Linked DNA regions of Homo sapiens: region 1 is linked to region 2. Evidence: read pairs that join two places in POLR2A ChIA-PET (ENCODE). Cell type or tissue: K562. All regions are shown on one strand.

Region 1 (2,500 bases), 67 kb before region 2:
TAAATGGTTTAGCCTACTGCATACCTATTGCTCCCAGGCTACAAAACCTGTACAGTGTGTTACTGTACTGTACTGAATACTGTAGGCAGTTGTAACACAATGGTAAGTACATATGTATGTAAACATAGAAAAGGTACAGTAATCTTATGGAGCCACCTCTGACTATGTGGTTCGTTATTGACTGAAACATTCTGTGGCGCATGACTGTACTTGGGCAGCTTCTGCTTCTCTTTCGATTGCAAATACAAACCTGTTTTTGTTTTAATCTTTGACTAAATAAAAATCCCTCTGTAAGTCCATAGAGAGTAAGCACATCTTAAAACACAATAAGGAAGAGAGAGGAGAAAAAGACAGTCAAAACAAAAACTCTGGGGCTTCCCTTATCAATTACCTAAATAATCCTTGTTAAAACTAAGTGCAGGCTATGTTTCCATTTTCTACTTTTTTATGCTTCTTCTCTTCTGTTCCTTCAGTGGTGGTAGCGCGGATGTTCAAATTTTCAGTTCTCAGTAAAGATTGTATAGACAGTCCCACGGTCTTCAGGTTTTTACTCTGTGCTACCCAAACCTACAGTAAATACTATAAAAGAAAACTTATTCAAACGTAATCTTTATCTGCAAAAACTATTGAAAAACGTTACCATTTAACTATTGCTGTAATATAGGGGGTTCCTTGAAATATGATAACCTGCTTGTTATAGCTACTTCAGCAGATCTTATCCTGTTGCATAGGGTATCAGCATATGCTTAATCATTTAGGTATATTATTCTCCCTTTATTTCTTTCTATGTAAACATAGAAAAGGTATAGTAATCATACATAGAACTGACATGCTAGGTATTGGAATTTTTGCTTCAGCCCTGCAAACAATCTTTCAGGAGGGTATGGATGGGAAGTTAGGGTTAGGAACCTTGGAAGAGGAATTTAAAGGGCTAAAAGAAGATAGCCTTCATGGATAATATTTTAACTAACTTCTCCGTTCTGTTCATTTGAACTACCATGTACTTCAGTTATTTTGGTATATCCTTTTCCTGCTTCATGCTAGAAAGTCTTTGACTTGTTAAGAAAGCAGGGCAGTGCAGCCTGAGTAGATAGGATAATGGGACAAGCTGGACCTGGGATGGGAGTAACATCCCAGGGAGTAACAAGTAATGAGAGAAGAAATGAGAATGATGAGTTCCCACCAGCTCCTTGGCTGCTTTCTTACCCATATATTTCTCTGTCCCTAGTTTTTTGTTTAATTTTTTCTTCATTTGTATATTATTTGGAAGAGGAATTGTAGAGGAATGGGATGGGGTGTAATACAGAATCATTTGATGCATGCTAACTACTTTGGGAAAAGATTTGTGTAAGGCTGGGAGTTTGACTGTTGGCTAAAGTGAAAAGGGGGGATTAGTAGGGAATGAAAATTGTTCAGGCTCTTTGCTCATCATTGCAAAGAATTGGATGTGTTGTGGACCTAGGAAAACACTCAAATTCAGTCATCCCCGTTTGGGATAGGTTTGAGGAACTACTGGCCAACCTACTAAATGAACAACATCAGATAGCGAAGGAACTATTTGAACAGCTGAAGATGAAGAAACCTTCAGCCAAACAGCAGAAGGAGGTAGAGAAGGTTAAACCCCAGTGTAAGGAAGTTCATCAGACCCTGATTCTGGACCCAGCACAAAGGAAGAGACTCCAGCAGCAGATGCAGCAGGTAACACTTTCCTTGGTCATATTAATATTGAATTATACCAAGGCCTAACTCTGAGGCTTTGGTATAATCTAAAATTAGCAGCTTTGTAAATGTCAGAGATAGTTACCTTACTACGTATTAAAACCGTAGTATCTTCACATCAGTTAGGAGCTTGAGAAGTCATCATGTTCATGTCCTGTGGCTCAGGGAAGACAGCACATAAGGACCCTAATGGTATTCGGAATTACAGATTTCAAAGAGTCCTCAGTAATCTATTCTGAAATTTAACCTTCACTGTGACAAGTAGTTTTTTTTCCCTTTTCCCTTTTCTTTTTTCTTTTTTTTTTGAGACGTAGTCTCGCTCTGTCACCCAGGCTGGAGTGCAGTGGCTCAATCTCAGCTCACTGCAAGCTCTGCCTCCCGGGTTCACGCCATTCTCCTGCCTCAGCCTCCCGAGTAGCTGTGACTACAGGGACTCGCCACCACACCCAGCTAATTTTTTGTATTTTTAGTAGAGACAGGGTTCACTGTGTTAGCCAGGATGGTCTCGATCTCCTAACCTCGTGATCCACCCGCCTCGGCCTCCCAGAGTGCTGGGATTACACGCGTGAGTCACTGCGCCCGGCCTTTTCCTTTTCTAATCTCAGTTCCTCCTCTGTTTAGAGGTTAAACTTCCTCTGGTTCTGTCATTTTGTTCAAGGGAACATGTCTGAGAAATTTATGCCAAGATCCTACGTTGTTCTCACACTCTTTGCAGAAAGCAAAATTTGTGTCATAAAGTTGCAAACATCTTAGTTAATGACTCTCTGGTGGCTGGGTGCAG
Region 2 (2,500 bases):
TCCTCCTTGAGTTGGCTGGCCACACCGCATAGCCTCCTTTCTGTTCACCGAGTCGCAGTCCTTAGGAAAAGGAGTGCTTTTTCCCAAAATATCATTCTAAGACACTTAAAATGATTAAAATCCCCGTTTACCTGCCCCTATGGAGACCCTCGGGTTGTGGCACCGGGTTAAAAAGTTCAGGACAGAGGCCCTCACCTCTGCACTCAGAAAGTCTTGGAGATAAGGGTTCTTGGGATAGAGTTCCTCTTTGTGTGTGGTGAGCTTCCCCTGCCTGAAAGAGTTTGGAGATTGATCAAAGAAACTGCACTCTGATCAGAGTTATCCAGCGTTCTGCGTACATACACGATCCCCACCCTTATCCATACATCAGTTACACACCATGCTATTGCAGCATCCAACTGTTTGTCCCTGTAGAGTCCACCTTCCTCTTTTAGGGAGCTCAAACTACCTGTACAGAAATAACAGAGACAATGTTAGGTCAAAGCCTGGGCACCCTTCCCCTCTAGCTAACCTTCCTCTGATCACCTGACAACCTGCTGTCACCATCTCTCCAGCACTTGGCTCTTCCAAGCTTTCTGGGATATACACTAGTTGGGGGAAAAACCTTGGCTTAGGAGAATCTAGATTCCATCTTTCGGTTCCCAGCTTAGTCATTAGCTGTGGGACGCGGGGGGAACCACATCCAGGGGTCTGACAGGAGTGCTGCAGTTCAAGTCCTCACTGTCTCCAGGGCCTAGCAGCCTATTCCCGAAATGGCTCTTGAGCAACTGTCGTGGGCCCCTCGAGTGTTGGCATGTTGTGCTCAGCTCCTCATCTCCGGTCCTGGAGCTCGGTAAGGTGGGAGGGTCTTGAAGATAACGGCAGCGCAAGGACTAGGCACGCGGAAGGGAAATAAGGGGCATCGGCTAACTCTGCCACCACCTCACCCTTCAGATCCATGAGGATGAGTCGCGGCGTGTAGGTCTCCTGGCCGTGCAGCGTCCGGCCCGTACGATACAGGACGTCGGGGCACAGCTCTCCCGGGGGCTCCTTGGAATCGGTCGCTCGGCCCAGCGCAGCATCCTGGGGAAGCAGAGAGGACGAGGCAGGCCGGCTGAACGTCGGGACTGTAGATCCCGAAGGGCTCCTCGGGGGCAGCTGCCGGCTGACCTCACCTGCTGGTTCCACCAGTGCGCGCCCACGAAACCGGCAAAATGTCCCAACTGCAGTGTGAGCACCTCCCGGGCCCCGCCCGCCATACTGCGCTGCTCCACGGGGCCGCCGCGCCTCAGCCGCGCCGCTCGCTGCTCCTAGCCGATTGGCTTGGCAGGCGCGTGGGCGGGTGTTATTCTCGGCTACTTATTGGCCCGCAAACACATCCTTTCCCATTGGAGAAACGATGCGCCGATCCCTTCCTACCTCTTCCTAGACGTGGCCCAGTCCGGCTTCTCTGTGGTTGCCTGTGAGGGGCGGGGCTCCACGGGCCACGCCGTTGCTCCTGCTCCACGTTGGAGCGGGGTGGGCGCCGTCTCCGCCGCTGACTTGGGGCCGCCAGGGCGCGGGCCGTGGAAGGCTCTGCTTCCTACTTGTCTTGAGGTCTTATCCCTTCTCACAGATCTCTCCGCTGGCTGATAGCTCCCCGGGCAAAAAGAAAACCTTGCCAGAAAAGCGGAAGCTCCCCTAAAGCCTCCCATGCCCCTTCATCTCTTCAGAAGTCACGTGGACCACGACTAATAACCTGTGGACTGGCTTAGCTATCATATCTCTATCATTTACACGTATTTATCTATCTCTGTGTATCTAACACCTTATGTAAAGAGAGTATGTATCTGTTGGCGTCTTTTGCTCAATATGGTTTATGTAATTCATATTTTTGCAAATATCTATAATTCATTTTCATCACTGCGGAATAGTCCATTGTATGAATACGCCACCACTGATCTATTCTAAAGAAAGAATAGGCTGGGCGCGGTGGTTCACGCCTGTAATCCCAGCACTTTGGGAGGCTGAGGCGGGCAGATCACGAGGTCAAGAGATCGAGACCATCCTGGCTAACACGGTGAAACCCCATCTCTACTAAAAATACAAAAAAAAATTAGCTGGGCGTGGTGGCGGGCGCCTGTAGTCCCAGCTACTCGGGAGGCTGAGGCAGGCGAATGGCGTGAACCCGGGAGGCGGAGCTTGCAGTGAGCCGAGATCACGCCAATGCACTCCATCCTGGGCGACAGAGCGAGACTCTGTCTCAAAAAAAAAAAAAAAAAAAATATATATATATATATATATATATATACTGCTGATAATAGCTTTTGGGATTGTTTCCAATTTTTGGGCTATTAGGTGCTATGATTAACATTCTTGTGTGTATTTAGAAACAAGGCAAGGGCCGGGTGCGGTAGTTTACGCCTGTAATCCCAACACTTTGGGAGGCCGAGGCAGGAGGATCAACTGAGGTCAGGAGGTTGAGACCAGCCTGGCTAACATGATGAAACCCCGGTCTCTACTAAAAATACAAAACATGTAG

What was found. ChIA-PET counts read pairs that join two places held together with the same protein. Peaks named below come from ENCODE experiments on the same cell type or tissue, not always from the same donor. Only the 100,000 strongest peaks of a DNase experiment are listed, where the experiment ranks them.
Region 1: POLR2A ChIA-PET joins it to region 2 with 5 read pairs; 4 of 35 experiments call an interaction of 5 or more read pairs at or near these places.

What each region holds. Positions count from the first base shown.
Region 1 is chr1:155,675,746-155,678,245 of GRCh38, reverse strand. It overlaps YY1AP1 (YY1 associated protein 1), which reads left to right. Exons shown (of 11, transcript NM_139119.3): 5 at 1,500-1,698. Among named protein-coding and RNA genes, the nearest start is that of YY1AP1, 12 kb to the left of the region's middle. In K562, no CTCF peak of the experiment used is centred here; no DNase peak of the experiment used is centred here.
Region 2 is chr1:155,608,987-155,611,486 of GRCh38, reverse strand. MSTO1 (misato mitochondrial distribution and morphology regulator 1) reads right to left here and starts at 1,269. Exons shown (of 14, transcript NM_018116.4): 1 at 1,155-1,269; 2 at 927-1,062; 3 at 379-448; 4 at 196-271. The coding sequence starts at 1,238. It overlaps LOC105371452 (a long non-coding RNA gene), which reads left to right. Exons shown (of 2, transcript XR_922171.2): 2 at 1,595-1,878. RefSeq lists enhancers at 533-1,407, 1,408-2,282. In K562, no CTCF peak of the experiment used is centred here; a DNase peak (open chromatin) is centred at 1,387; H3K4me3 peaks cover 1,302 bases.